Regions from separate parts of the Homo sapiens genome. Here region 1 is linked to region 2. Evidence: chromatin loops called from intact Hi-C (ENCODE). Cell type or tissue: PC-3. All regions are shown on one strand.

Region 1 (8,000 bases), 69 kb before region 2:
TGCTTTTATACCACATAAGAAACAGACAATTTTTGTCTAAGACACAGGGTCTCACTCTGTCCAGGTTGGCTGGAATGCAGGGGCACAATCATAGCTCACTGCAGCCTAGAACTCCTGGACTCAGGTAATCCTCCCACCTCAGCCTCCTGACTAGCTGGGAGTATAGGCACTGCCACCACACCTGGCTAGCTTTTTTTATTTTTACAAATTTTTGTAGAGGTGGAGTCTCAATATGTTGCCCAGGCTGGTCTGGAACTTCTGGCCTCAGCTTCTCAAAGTGCTGGGATTATATATGTAGAGAGATCAATTTTATGTGCCATATTTAACAAATGCAGGGAAAACTTTTCTTAAAGCAGTCCTCATTCTGTTCTCCTAGGAAAAACAGCAATGGCTTGCCACAGGTTGTCTAAAAATGCCTCATGGTACACCTCAAAGTCCAAATTATCCTGTCTGGGACCAAAAATTGTCTTGGTGGCTTAATGCTATAAATTCCTCAGCCTACAAAAAACCCATTAAACCGGCTAAAGGAAACTTATTTCCCCTTTCTATTTTCCCTCATCCCCCACCTTCTTAAATATAATGACTCAATTTTTCAGTCATGCAAAATATAGTAATAGAACCTAACTGGAACATTATGAATGTTAACACAGAATTATCAATATGGCTTGTGTGATATGACTGAGCATGTTTATACTGACACTGCTTCATTTTATTAACCACTCTGCTATCATAAACACGCTGGCTGATGAATATTTGCATTTTAAGTGATTTTTCATCAGTAAAAAATTTTATTCCTTAAAAAAAATTTATAAGTTGTAATCTCTGTATATAGAGTTGGCAGAAGACTTTGCCAAGAGCACATTCATTGTTTTTTGTGCAACTAAATCAACATAGATAAAACACATTTTTCAAAAATATTGTTCACGTGCAAAATTTGTACTTAAAATGCAATCCATCAAAATAGCCTGTCATCAAACCACTGCTCAGAAACAGACAAGGGTAAGTTTGAGCTTTAAAGGGATAATGAACTAACAACACCTAACATATCTACTTTAGAAGAATATTCTGGTATAAAAACACATTAAATACCTTTAACTACCAACTCTGCATAGTTTGATATTCCAACACCTCCTTCAGTGCGAATCATGCAGCGGTACTTTCCAGCATCTCGTTTGGTGGTATTCACAACATTAAATGAAGCAATGAAGCGTCGGGAGCTGGTCACCTTGATTTCCTTCAGAGGAGCATCTCGCACATCAATGCCCTGTATCAAGTGGGGTGGGGAGGACAAAAAGAAGCAATATAAGCTGTCAGAGCAAAACAGTCAGACACCCAATGGTATATTATCCATGCTGTTTTCATGCAGACCTTGGTGCAGTTGCTTATTACCCATGGGCAGTTGTACCAGGAGAATAGCTGAGCAGGAAACTAAAATTCTGCCATGATCAACACCTTAAAGACTGAGCGATGCAAAATTAAGTGTGAAGACATTTTTTGTTTTTGCCTCTTCAAAATATTATGTTAATTAGTGCAACAGGGGAGTAAAAATACAGAAAACTTGTTACCTTGTTTTCAAACTATCCACATTTGGTCTTATAGCACTTTCTCTTATTTGTATGCTTGACTAGGAAATAAAAGTAGCTCACCCACTATCCTATTACTGACCTCATTTTATAAATGAAGTAATAAACACTGTATTAAGAATAACATTCAACTATAAGTTAGGTTTTAGAGTACTCCCTATTGAACAGGACTAAAAGAATAGTTCAACCCTTTTGACGTTCTTCCTGGATATACAAAACCAAACAGAATTAGGTGCCTAGTAACTATTAAATGACATTCATACGTAACAAGAGAGGTTCCTCTCTACATCCCATATCCCCAGGACCACATAAACAAAGTTCCACAGCTGGGGCAGTTTGGTCTTTTATTATCCCCATATATGGTCTTTTATTATCCCCATATATTAAGTAACCCTTTTAGTTATGCACACTTGGAAATCCATTCTATGCTTCCAATAGTTTAAAGCCTCAAACCTCGTGGCTTCAAAAGCAGGTTAGAGATTTAAAGTCTCAAAAGCAGGTTAGAGATTTTAGTTCTCTCTCTTGTATGTGCTCTTGCTCTTGTGCTCTCTCTTCTCTCTCTCTTTCTCTCTCTCTCTATATATAATATATATACACACACATATATATAAAGTTTCTCACACCAACAGTCCCCCATAGACAAATACGAATATGGACAAATATCTAGCCCTGAAAGCGGAAACCTGTGTGTGTGTGTGTGTGTGTGTGTGTGTGTGTGTGTGTGTGTGTGTATTTTATAATCAGGAAAGAGGCTATCTTTAACATGTTATTTATAAGTATTAGTAAAAAACAATGGACAAAGACCTCAAGGCTAATACATGATCATTATGCCAAGCGTAATGCCCAAGCACTATGTCCGTTATTCACTCAGCAACCACTCTTGGCATCCCAACCAGGAGCTATCACTATGTCAAGATAGCATGATCACAATGGTACCCAAAAGAAAAGTGGTGGCTGGGCTTATGGGCCTGCAGTTGTTTGGGGTGTATAGGTTTAGAGTGAATACATAATCAGAAACGATGGCCAGGGTGGTTTAGGAAAGATGAGCTGGCTAGCAGAAACCCCATTGCAGACAAACTGCAGATATAGTGGCTGTGGGAGGCTAGTCTGAGGAAGTGACATGTGAGTTGAGATCTGAAGGGTAAACAGAAGCTAACCAGGCAAAGGGGAAGGGTGAGAGGGGAAGAGCATTCTAGTTATAGGAAACGCTACAGGAAGCTCAAGATGGTGAGAAAGAGATGAAGGCTTTGGATGAAGTTAAGGCAGCCAGTGGAGCTAGGGAGGTGGGCAAGCACCTGTGTGCTCAGGGACTTGCAGGCTATATTAAAATGTTTACATTCATAGCTATGAAAATGCTAGCCTACAAAGGAATCAAACTCATCTGTATTACCCAGTGATTTATACTATGCAAAGTCCTTTAAAAGCTTTTATCTGTGATATTTTCATTGGCCGAATCACCTAAGGGACACAAGTTTGGGAGTTAGCCTGACCAGTATGCCAAACCTATAGTGATCATCCAGAGTGGTTAACCTTCATAGAGCCTCACTTCCTAATCTGTAAAGAGGAGATGATACCACCCACTGTCAGGGCTGCTGGGAGAACCCACAGGCATACGCAAGGACACAGCCATAACAATTCCACCATGCAGCCCCGCCCAAGCGCCGGAACACCTGAGTGATGAATTCAAGGAGAAAGGCAGAGCGGCTATCAAAGTACCACCTTTATTACTGATAAACCTGAGACTGAGGAATATGACTTAAGAGTGCAGGAACAATGGGCTTGCTAATCCTGAAGCACAGAATAAACAGACTCACTAACCCAGTCCCAGGCCACCCTAGAAAACCACAAGGCCTCCCATATGTTCAGTGCTGCTGTAAAACTCACAGGATGGAGGGAGAGGGTTCCCATAGGCAGTCAGCTCCCCAAAGAAGGGGCTGGGCTAGGCATGCTCAGCCCTTCCTCCCAGGCAGCTTCAGCTTGGGCAGTGAGAAAGCAGACAGGAGTGCTGCAATAGTACAGTTCCTGCCACTTGGAAGGAAACATCACGAGTGGGGAAGAACAGTTCCATCAACATTATCTTTAGTATTATCTGTAAAACAGTCTTGTTTATACCACACAATGCCGTAAGTCAGAAAATAAAGTCCCACATAAGTCTGTGTGTGTTTTTTTCACTAAATGCCCTAAATTTGTTCTCATAGACAGCATCAAGAAGTTAAAAAATGAAACAAAACCAAATTTAGCATTAATAATACAACAGGAGAAAGGTTCCTCTCTGCTTTCCATAGATATTCAGTCTCTGATTCTCACCCCACCCCAGGAAATAAGCAAATTCTAGCCCTAAGGATAATCTTAGACATACTACTCCCTAGTCTTCTTTCCAAACTGAAAAAGAACCACATCTCTGGTTTTTGAAGGGAAAAGAAATTAAGCCATAAAGGCAGATTGCATATCTGTAAGTATTTGTTTGCTAACAACAACCAAAGAGGCCTTAGGGCTATCTATCCATTTATTTATCTATTTACTTGCGGCATGAATCCTGTAATAATATCCTTTTGTAATAATCTCCTAATATTTTTCCAAACAGAAGCATCTATCAAAAGAATGTTTATTCAAAAACAATTTCAAGTTTGCACTTACTGACCCCTCACAACTATTCAAGGCTATACTGAGGGCACTCAAGTAAAAGAAACCCTCCTTTTTGGATTTATGCATATGCTGAGAGGAGTATGACTCACAGTAGCACTGTCTTCATGCCACAGATGGGCCCTATAAAATAAACAGCCTCGGACTAGGAGCCCTGCGTGACTCTAGTGAGTCATATGAATGCTCAGGAATGAGCCTTTAATAAATTTTTAACTCCTGTACTTAATCACATGAAAAGTCAGCTTCAGCTTCAAGAGAAATAGTACATAGGGAGGAGAAACCAAGCAGCAATCGTTTTAGCTTAGAATCTACACAGGAATAGCAAATCACACATCTTACTCAAATCTGCAGGCCATTTTGTATTAAACCATTCATGTGTGCATGGATTCAGGCATTCGTTCAACCAATATTCAGTGACAGTCTTTTATGGGGCACACACTATATCATATAAGAGAGCATAAAATTAAAAGAACCATCATTTACCTAATTGAGCTTATTGTCTGGCTAGAAAAAAAAACAGACAAGGCAATAATTACAATACAGAGCAATGAACTGCCTCCCATAGCACAGAGGAGAAGACCTGACTGGATGTCTTAGTCTGTTTTCTGTTGCTTATAACAGAATATCTGAAACTAAAATTTATGAAGAAATTTATTTCTTTCAGTAATGGAGGCTAAGAAGCCCAGGTCAAATGGCCTCATCTGGTGAGGGCCTTCTTGCTGGTGGGGACTCTGCATATTCTCTTTTTTTTTTTGAGATGGAGTCTCACTTGGCTGCCCAGGCTGGAGTGCAGTGGCGCCATCTCTGCTCACTGCAAGCTCTGCCTCCCGGGTTCACGCCATTCTCCCTGCCTCTGCCTCCCAAATAGCTGGGACTACACGTGCCCGCCACCATGCCTGGATAATTTTTTTTTTTTTTTTTGTATTTTTAGTAGAGATGGGGTTTCACCGTGTTCACCAGGATGGTCTCAATCTCCTGACCTCATGATCTGCCCGCCTCAGCCTCCCAAAGTGCTGGGATTACAGGCGTGAGCCACCACGCCCGGCCGGGACTCTGCAGATTCCTGAGGCAGCATAGGGCATCACATGGTGAGGGGGCTGAGTGTGCTAGTTCAAGTCTCTCCTCTTCTCATAAAGCCACTGGTCCCTCTCCCATGATAACCCATTAATCCACTAATCCACACATGTATTAATCCATTAATGAGGGCTCTCCTATGATGACCCAATCACCTCTTAAAGGCCCCACCTCTCAATAATGACACTGGAGATTAAATACTGATTTAATACTGGTGATTAATATTTCAACATGAGTTTTGGAGGGGACAAATATTCAAACTATAGTCCTGGAGATGTTGTCAGTGCAAGCTTTCTAGGAAGCACTGCTTAAGCCCAGGCTTCAGGATGCACAGAAGTTTCTTAGGCAGGGAATAAAGAGGAAAAGTCTAGTGAATAAGAGAAGCTCTTCAGAGTCAGGAGCCAAGAGAGAGCACAGAACTATAGGGGAAATATAGGGTAGCTATGGGGGAACTTTAGGAGAACTATAAAAAAACTATAGGGAAAGTATAGGAGAACTCTAGGGGAACTCTAAGGGAAGTATAACTTATCCCATATGGCAAGAACAGAAGTGCTTCTTGGTATGGCAGGTAAAAAGGCTAGAAGGAAAAGCACAATACAGACTGCAACAAGAAGTATGACATGTTAAAGATTTCAGTGTATTCTGATGCTGGGAATGGAAGGACCTTAGGCAAAGAGGTAACACAAACACCTCTGTGTGTACAGTAATGGACTGGAGGAGATACGGTGTGAGTCCAACTGATGTCAAGGGAAACTGGGTAAATTGTTTTCAGAAATCATAGTAACAAATGACACAATGAGAGAAGACAGAAACAAAGGGACGGAACCTAAAGATATCTAGAAAATGAAATCAACACAACATGTACTCTACTGCAGTAACATCTTTCTCCTCTAGCAGTCCATAAGGTCCAGGGTCGTATCTTACTCATTTTGTGTACCCAGGTGCACAATAAATAGAACTCAAGAAATACTGGCTGACTCTAGGAATCACAGCCTCAGTGGAAAAAAATCTTCCAGGGGTAGAAGAGAAAAATGAGGTTCTACTAAATTAACAGGCTTAAACCCCAAACCCTAGACAAAGAATCCCTATTTACAATGGAGACGAACAGGGAAAGTAAAAGAATGTTTTAGAGGTTCTGTGTGTCGTCAGTCAGCAACATTGCCCCAACTCATCATGACTGTGGTAGGCAGAATAAGGGCCTCCAAAGATGTCTACATCCCAGTCCCCAGAATCTGGGACTATGTTACCTTACATGGCAAAAAGGAGTTTGCAGGTATGATTAAAATAAGGGTCTAGAGATGGAAAGATAGACTGGATTATCTGGGTTGGCCAAACGTAATCACAAGGTTCTATTTATGAGGAAGGCAGAAGGGTCAATGTGAAGGAAAGATAACAGAAGCAGAGGTTGTGCCGACGGGCTCTGAAGTGTGAGGAGGGGATCACGAGGCAAAATATGAGGGAGGTTTCTAGAATCTGGAAAAGGCAAGGACCAGATTCTTCCCAGAGCTTTTGGGAGGAACCAACCCTGCCGTCACCTTCTTTTAGGGCTTCTGACCTGCAAAACAGTAAGATGATGAAGCCACGAGGTTCGAATTTGTTACAGCAGCAATAGGATGCCAATGTGGTGATCATCTGAGAAACTAAAAGCCCTGTGGCTTTTTGAAGGTGTCCAGGGGTCGTGCATCTTGATTTGTCAGAGGTGCATAAGCAAGTCTTTAAGGTCATGTTGGGTCACCGAAGTAGAGTACCCCACTTTGGAATCATGAGCTAGAATAGCAGCCCAAAGACAGCAACCATGGAGGCACCCCATAAGATGAATGAAATGAGCAGAGGCCAGACCAGGAAGGCATGAAGAGACAGAAGAGCCACAGGGGCAGTGGGATAACAAAACAGAAGAAAGAAACAGGAAAACATGCCGTCTACACTGGAGAAGAGCGGGGGAATGACAGTGTGAAGACAGAAAATCAGAAAGGAGTGGGGAAAGCTGGGTGAGGCAACAGGAGAGGAAGCATGGGGAAGAAAGGACCAGGCAGGGCAAGGATGGGGAGAGGCACAGAAACGAAAGGCCAAATGACCCAACACGCAGAAAGATGTGATCCACGAGGGAAAAAGATACAAGCCTTCAATGACGTTATTAGTTTCCTTTGAAATCCTGACATGCACACATTCAGAGACCCCTCCTTGGTTCTTAAAGCAAAAAATGTGTCAGGTGCAAGAGCAACATCAGGCTCTCTATCAGCCCCATTCTAAGAAGACACGCGTAAGGCAGCAAATGCACTTTGGGACTAATGGAGGAGAAATGAGGGGATGTCCTCAAAGTACTGGGTGGGGAGGAGAAGGGAGGAGAGAGACCTCACCCTCCACTTTGTTAGTGTTGATGCAGTGCAGGAAATGGTACCCCAAAATATGGCACCTTGGCATACTAAGTATTTAAGCTGAAAGAAGCTGAGAAAACCACAACATCAGAAAGATCATGCAGACCATTCCCTCCCCGCCCCCCCACCAAGCAGGACACAGAAACTGAAATTCCACTTGCCCCTTTCTGCCCTGAGATGGGCTAGGAAACTCAGAGGTCACTCTCTGACTTCTCCCTCCATCCTCCCCTAAAGGCCTTCATGTGGCAGGTATCCTGCCCTGTATCTGGAGGGCAGGAATGTCACACAGGCCACAGAGAATCTGAACAAACAGGCCTTGTTCAGT
Region 2 (8,000 bases):
TTCTCATGCCTCAGCCTCCTGAGTAGCTGGGTTTACAAGCACGCACCACTGTGTCCAGCTAATTTTTGTATTTTTAGTAGAGACGGGGTTTCACCATGTTGGCCAGGCTGGTCTCAAACTCCTGACCTCAGGTGATCCACTTGCCTCAGCCTCCCAAGTGCTGTGATTACAGATGTGAGCCACTGTGCCACGCCAATATATTGTTCTTTACATTTCAGCATACATGTGTAAAGCGACATGTCTCTATATACATTTACCTACACACACACATACCCAGGCTTTCATTAAAAAAAAGTGTACCACTACGCTTCTAACCATGTGTATATATGTACTGCATGTACATTTTCTATTCTAACTCAATTGCATTTTGCAAAATCAAATCAATTCTGGCTGCAACCTACAACTGACATCAGAGCCCACAAATGCTTTAAGACCATAATGCAACTCCTCCCAATAATCAAAACCACTGTGCTCTGCTTCCTAAGAAAGCTTTTCATTTTTAATTTGTCCTTTACACTTTGATCTCATCCCCTGATTATCATAATACCAGGTTACACCCCTCCTCCAACTCCCTCAGTCAGTACTGACACAGCTCCTAAAGAATATGTCTCCAGAAATTTCCTGAAATAGGGAAGAGGAAGGCCTGTGGAGAAATAAATGAACTACGGGAGCAAAGCTCAAAGGGAACAAAGCCTCTGCAGGGAGGTGCCACCATCGCCCTAAAAATGTTTATTAGCACCCATTTCAGTCTGATGAAACCACAGTCTCCAAGCTGCATTCACATTCTGCAGACCAGATATCATATATCCCTCCTAAGCTACTGCCTCTTCTATGCCCTTCCTACAAACATAAAATACTTATTTCTCAGCCACTAGGGAATAAGACATGAATAACAAAAATTCTCTCTTCTCCCAAATGACACATTTTCTTTCCGTTTGCCCTGTCTCTTCTTGCCTTCCTTGTGGATTCCCAACAACTACTGAAAAAGACCATTTGTTAGTTGTATTAATTTTTGCCCCATTCATGACATGCTGGTGAAAACACAGTAAGATAGCAAAAAGAAGTAATACTGTATCACAGGGAAGCTGAAGTAAAACTCTCTAACCAACTGCACATCCCTTTACTCTCTGATATGGCTTGGCTGTGTCCCCACCCAAATTACATCTTGAATTGTAGTTCCTATAATCCCCACATGTCGTGGGAGGGTCCCAGTGGGAGTTAATTGAATCATGGGGGTGGTTACCCTCATGTTGTCCTCATGATAGTGAGTGAGTTCTCATGAAATCTGATGGTTTTATAAGGGGCTTTCCCCCCTCTGCTTGGCACTTCTCTCTCCTGCCACCATGTGAAGAAGGATGTGTTTGCTCCACCTTCTGCCAGGATTCTAAGTTTCCTGAGTCCTTCCCAGTCACGCGGAACAGTGAGTCAATTAAACCTCTTTCCTTTAAATACCGAGCCTCAGGTGTTTCTTCATAGCAGTGTGAGAATGGACTAATACACTCCCTCACCAGGGACAGCAGCTGATGGGATCATCCTGGCATGGATCATTCTACAAATCATGCCATTTAGTTCACGTTACTCTGTTCTACTTGAGAGAATTCCACATGAATCTAGGTGCTACAAAATTAATAAGCACAGCTCATATACCTCAGATGTGCTTATAACCTTTGCTTTAAGACATTTATATTAAATACCAAAAAGATATTCAATTGTCAATTTAGTGATTCACAGCACAACTGAACGGCCATTTTTATTATTCATAAAAATATTGAGCTGAAGAAAAATATATTATTTCACCTTAACTAGTCACTTTTAGCCATGGCAGGATTCATCTGAGCACCCATTATGTATTGGGGCACTTTGAGAACTACAAACGAGACAAACTTGGACCTATTCCTGCAGCAAGAACTTCACAGTTTAGTTGTATATCATATTTTAAGTTGTTTTCACTGAGCACAGAAAGAATAAAAAGAGATTCACAGAATTAGCAAATCAGATCATTAAGTTCACCAACAGTTACATAAGTAACAACCAGAAGTGGCTGTAAACTTTATGGATTTAGGACCATCAATCTTAAAAGGGACTTGTGAAACACAGTTATCATAAGAGACAAAGCAGTATTGGAAGAGGCTCACTGCAGAGAGGAAACCCGGTGGGTTCTGTAGTAACAAGCAATGTGCTCTCCTTTTATAAGAAAAGGGAAGCTTTAATGAGAACTAAATTGTATTACAGTGTGTCATTTAGACAAACTGCTTCAGTGACTTAGGTAGAAAATACTAGGTGTGAGCTTTGTAATTTATAAGTAAAAAACAAACACTGAGTAAAGCAAACACAACCTTTTAACTATCTGATGACGCTAATGACTGTATCTCAGGAAATGAGCCACACATACAACAATTGAGTAGTGACAGGTTGACTATTTAGAACGTTCTAAAGAGACTGTTTAATTTCCCATACGTCAAGTTTTTCATTGATTGACATCTTTAGAAACGGGTTAGTTTCTGTTGTAAATCTCAGAATGACATAAGCCATCACAATATAAGCTTCCATTTATTTTTCCCCTAAATTAGTGTTGATTCAGAAACCTTTTTTTTCCACATGTGAAAAAAAAGCCTATGCTACTCAGTATGGTCTGCAGATCAGAGCTATCTGGTGATAGTCTACCAGCTAAACTATGACTTGCCTTAAGAAGAAATTGTGCAGTTAGCTTTTACATAAAATGCAGGCCAAACTTAAATATTTTAAAGGTCTGTCTTTGACACATTCAAACACTTGCTAGTGGTACTCAGAAGAAGCTTGCTAAATCATCCTTTGTCCTAAAAAACAGTTCAAAAGACTCCAAGGGTTCTGTTGACATCCCTGATTGACAGCTCCCCACATTCCTGAAGAAGAAGCCAAAGGATGTTTCATTAGCCCAACTAGGGTCAGAAACCAGAGTCATGCAGGAATTTTCACTGCTTGATCAGAAGGCAGAAAGAAGGAATGGTCAAAATTTAACAAGGTGAGTCAGTGGAGAAAATGAAACGGTGTCCACATTAAACTAACAACACAGTATCAAGTTTATAAATTATCAAAAGTCTGGAATTTAAGTAATCTGTTGGATTAATTAACCAGAAAAAGCATCAAAATACCAATAAATAATTAGCAAATAATATGAAAAAGCAATCTGCATTAGCAGAAATACAATTAGAATGGAGATGTCTGGGAAAATAGTTATCTTACCACTAAACCAAGAAATTTAAATTAAAGCAAATGCTGGGTATAATTTTAACATGGATAAATTTCTTAATTACATAAACATTTCAACACTATATGCTTGTGAGGTTCTGGTGAAGCTCCTGCAAGGGTTCAGGAAAGAAAGAAGCAGGGGATTTTATCACACACAGCATCCCAACAGCAGAGGCCACAGAGAGAGTCACACTCCTTGCCAAGAGCAGGCTGGTAGATAAATCTCACCTTACAAAACTTGCTAGTTCTGTGACCTTATGAAAATCACTCTCAATCTGAGTCAGTTCGTCCATAAACTCAAAAACAAACAGTGCCTACTGTGAAAGAATTGGACTAAAGCAAGCAAAGTACTCTGGACTGTGCTGGGCAGGACCTGAGGAGGGCTCCCTGAGCTTGGTAGGAAAAGCTAAGCTCTGTAGCCAAACAACCTGAATTAGGATCTTGACTCAGTCACACCTTGTATGTCCTTGAGTAAGTGAACTAACTCTCTTTTGCAAGTTTCCTAATCAAAGAGGTGGTTGAATAAATTAAATAAGGTAAATCACGTAAAATACTTCTTAAAAGGGTGACTGGCATAGAATAGATATATGTCAAAATTCAACCTTGGTCCCAGTTTTTATCCAAATGTATTTGAACTTAGCCTAGAAGACAAGATAACAGAGTTCTTACTTCAAGGAAATTTCTTACACCCATAAAATTTATGTGTATCAATGATCATGCGATTACACAGGTTACCAACATCCATCTTTAAATCAGCATAACAAGGTCAGTAATACAAACTAGGCATGGCACTTGAATTTATCTTCAATATCTAAACATGAATTTTCAAATATAAATAATCATTCTAGGTGCAACGTGGAGTGAAAAATCTCCTAGTGTGATTTAAATGCTTAGATGCTACCAAGTCTGTTAAATTATAAATACATATATTTAATTATAAGAGCAAAAGGATACAATAATTAATGGTGATTATGAAAGCTGCTAATTATACTTATAAAACCAATTATTAAAAACTTTCAAATCATTAAATATATATCTATATTAACAATTAATATGGGAATTGATAATAGCTAACACTTACATGATATTTAATACGTGCTGAGCACTCTTCCAAATGTTTTACATATATTAACTCTTTTACTCATTACAGACAAGGACAGAACTCAGGCATAGAGGGGTTAAGTAGCTTGCTCAAGATCATGTAGGTTGTAAGTGGTGGAGACAGAATATGAACCTCAGGGAAATGTGCTCTGGACTTTGTGCTCTTAAGCATGATACTAAGCTGCCTCTCAGTTTAAGGGGCAGCACATTAGTTAGATAACTTCAGGAGGAACATTATATCCTTGTAAGTATATATATAAATAATATCTAATTTTATTCATAAACCTAAGATAGCAGAGCTAAATAAACCTAAGATAGCAGAGAAAGGAACAACATGTGAACATGCTCACTACCACGGGGGCAGGTCCAGGCTAGACTGCTGGAGGACAGGAGACAATGTGGAGCAGGATTCAGCCTTCCCAGTTAGGACCAGCTGACCTGACAGCTGACTGCAGATGCAAAAGTGAACCCAGCCAAGATCAGCCATGCATGGCTCAGATCAGCTGAACCATTCAGCTGAGCCCAGCCCCAACTGCTGACCCATAGAATTATCAGCTATGAGTGTTGTTTTAAGACAAGCTTGAGGGTGGATTCTTACTCATGTGTATTTTGAGCATTTTTATAATAAAAGTTTTAAATGTTTTTTTTTAAAGTTTTTAAAAGAGCAAACAATATCTAAATGACCTGAATTTTGGATCATGTTATATCATTGAGAATGCATTACAGAAAATTAATATGTCTTTCTTGGGTACTTGATTGGACATGTGATTTAAAAAAGGATAACCAATTTGAAAATTTAATTTGACTAAACCAATTTTTTTAAATCACCTAATGAGTTTATATCAATACAGACGTTTTGAATTTCTCACACACACACATGCACACACACACACACACACACAGTCATGCATCACTTAAGGACATTTTGGCGAAAGATGGACCATATACACAACTGCAGTCCCATAAGATTGTAATACTCTAATTTTACTGCACCTTTGCCATGTTTAGACACACAAATACTTACCATAGTATTCCAGTTGCCTACAGTTATTCAATACAGTCACATGCTATACAGTTTGTAGTCTAGGAGCAATAGGCCATACCACATAGCCTAGGTGTGCTGTAGGCTCTACCATCTCGATTTGTGTAAGTGCACTCTATCATGTTCGCATAATGAAAAAAAATCGCCTGACGATACATTTCTCAGAATGCATCCTTGTCATCAAGCAATGCATGACTTTATTACAGGTATATACACACATACAAATATACAGGGAGAGTGACCGGGATAGAGAGAAAGGAAGAGGCAGGGAGGAAATGGTTTTTACAAACAAATTTGCTGAAAAAAGAGTAAAGATGGTAAAGTTCAGGTCTTTGGCAAGAATGGTGCATGTTGGCCGGGCACAGAGGCTCACGCCGGTAATCCCAGCACTTTGGGAAGTCGAGGCAGGCAGATCACGAGGTCAGGAGTTTGAGACCAGCCTGGCCAATATGGTGAAACCCCGTCTCTGCTAAAAATACAAAAAAACTAGCCAGGCATGGTGGTGCACGCCTGTAGTTCCAGCTACTCGGGAGGCTGAGGCAGGAGAATCGCTTGAACCCAGGAGACAGAGGTTGCAGTGAGCTGAGACTGTGCTACTGCACTCCAGCCTGGGCAATAGAGGGAGACTCCTTCTCAAAAAAAAAAAAAATGGTGCACGTTACCAAGAATGTTTCACTGATACGCATAGTATCCTAGGATACACCATAATACAGTGAACAATTTACCCACTGTGGGATATGTCACTTATCATTTGTAAAGAATTTCTTTTTTTTTCTTTTTCTTGAGACAGACCCGTTCTGTCACCCAGGCTGGAGTGCAGTGGCACGATCTCAGTTCACTGCAACCTCTGCCTCCTGGGTTCAGGTGATTCTCCTGCTTCAGCCTCTCCAATAGCTGGGATTACAGGCACCTGCCACCAAGCCCAGCTAACTTATTTTTTATTTTTAGTAGAGACGGGGTTTCACCATGTTGGCCAGGCTGATCTCGAACTCCTGGCCTCAAGTGATCCGCCCGCCGCGGACTCCCAAAGTGCTGGGATTACAGGCATGAGCCACTGCGCCAGGCCATTTGTGAAGAATTTCTGAAGGAAGCTTTTGGTTTTCTGTTTCTCCTAGTGTTTTCAGCTCCTCAGCTCCTTTCTGTGGGAGCTATAGGATAATTAAAATAACTGAACTCAGTGCATCTTGATTTATTCCCTTAGGTAGGTGGTCTAGAAACAGATTTATACACATATATTTCTATCACTGTATCTCTAAGCTTGGCTGGGTGGAAAGTTATTTTTACTGAGTACACTATTTCGTTTTCAGGTTTTGTTGTTGTTAATTCAGAACCCAGTATAACTTATTACATTTCTATTAAAACCTTAGGTTTTAAAACTCGTTTTTCATAGAGGTCTAAAGAGGTGTTTCTCTCTCTCTTTTTTTTTTGCCTCTAGCATAACCACTTTAAAAATTTCATTTTTTAAAAGCTTCATTTGAAATGTCCTCACTTGATGATGAATGATCGATCAGCTTTCCAGGGAAATAACTGTATATTAGGGAAAATTCTTTATATCAGCTCTCAGAATATAAAAACAAGATAGCTAAATTCTAGATATCCTTGCAAACTGTTTTGTTTACATAGAGACCCAGTTCGTTCTTTCCCCATTTTAACTTTTCATTAAAAACATTAACAAAAATTGCATATGCCTTTATAAAATGTCAAAAAATAGATTTCAAAGGAAAAATTAAACATTTCTTCCTAACTTTCACTTAACTGACCACAAACTTATCCCATTTAGACAATAGTATGTTTCCCTCAGGATACTTCTTTATATACAAATAAACATACAGACACATATACGAAGGGATTTTTTTTTTTAAAACTTTTCCTACTTTATTCAAAGAATAATAAGCTGACACATTCCTCTGCAGCTTGTTCTGATCCTTTACCAATAATATAATGTTGACAACTCTTCAGGCCAATAAGGACACAGAGACCCAAATTTACACTTTCGACACCTGCTACGACAAAGAACATCCAATAAAGAGCCATGTGAATGGTCTTCATTTCTACAGAAGAGAGTCCTACAAGTCAGATTTCTAGCCAAAAGGTATATGTATTTTTAATCTTCCAGGGTTTTGATTTATTGAATATAAATACTAAGCAACTGCTCCAGACATGAAAATAGTATTTTTTAATTTATTAATGATCATGGTCAGTGGTTTATATAAAGTTATATAAAGTTATATAAAGTGGCCCTGTTACTTCAAAGAAAAGAAGACTGGCTAATGTGAAAGCAGCTTCCAGCCCAAAAGAAAAGAAGTCTCTTGGCATCCTCTGTTCTAAGCACAAGCAATCATCTTGACTTCCCCCACTCCCTCCTTTTGGTGGTGGTGGTGTTACTGTTGCTCTTGTTGTTACCGAACCTGTACTGAGTGCTAGCTATGTGCCAGCCACTCTGCTAAGCACTTTATGTCATTTGGTCCCTTCGGTAACCATTGAGAGAAGTATTGTCATTTTATAACCAGGAGGGTTTAAAAAAACTTCCCTAAGGTCACACAGAAAAGCAGATTGTAATCCAGTCAGTCAGATTCTGGAGCTGATGATTTAGTCTAACATATAATCAAGGTTTCATAGCACATCTCAG

What was found. Peaks named below come from ENCODE experiments on the same cell type or tissue, not always from the same donor. Only the 100,000 strongest peaks of a DNase experiment are listed, where the experiment ranks them.
Region 1: a loop joins it to region 2, with 7 times the contacts of the local background. A loop is called at or near these places in 7 of 110 quality-filtered maps.

Annotation. Positions count from the first base shown.
Region 1 is chr18:7,942,445-7,950,444 of GRCh38, reverse strand. PTPRM (protein tyrosine phosphatase receptor type M) reads right to left here. Exons shown (of 33, transcript NM_001105244.2): 6 at 1,090-1,264. Among named protein-coding and RNA genes, the nearest start is that of PTPRM, 380 kb to the right of the region's middle. In PC-3, a CTCF peak has its summit at 4,991; DNase peaks (open chromatin) are centred at 3,484 and 4,364; H3K4me3 peaks cover 2,003 bases; H3K27ac peaks cover 4,818 bases.
Region 2 is chr18:7,873,348-7,881,347 of GRCh38, reverse strand. The region is part of intron 2 of PTPRM (protein tyrosine phosphatase receptor type M); the gene reads right to left. Among named protein-coding and RNA genes, the nearest start is that of PTPRM, 310 kb to the right of the region's middle. In PC-3, a CTCF peak has its summit at 3,602; DNase peaks (open chromatin) are centred at 2,917 and 3,517; H3K4me3 peaks cover 1,394 bases; H3K27ac peaks cover 3,991 bases.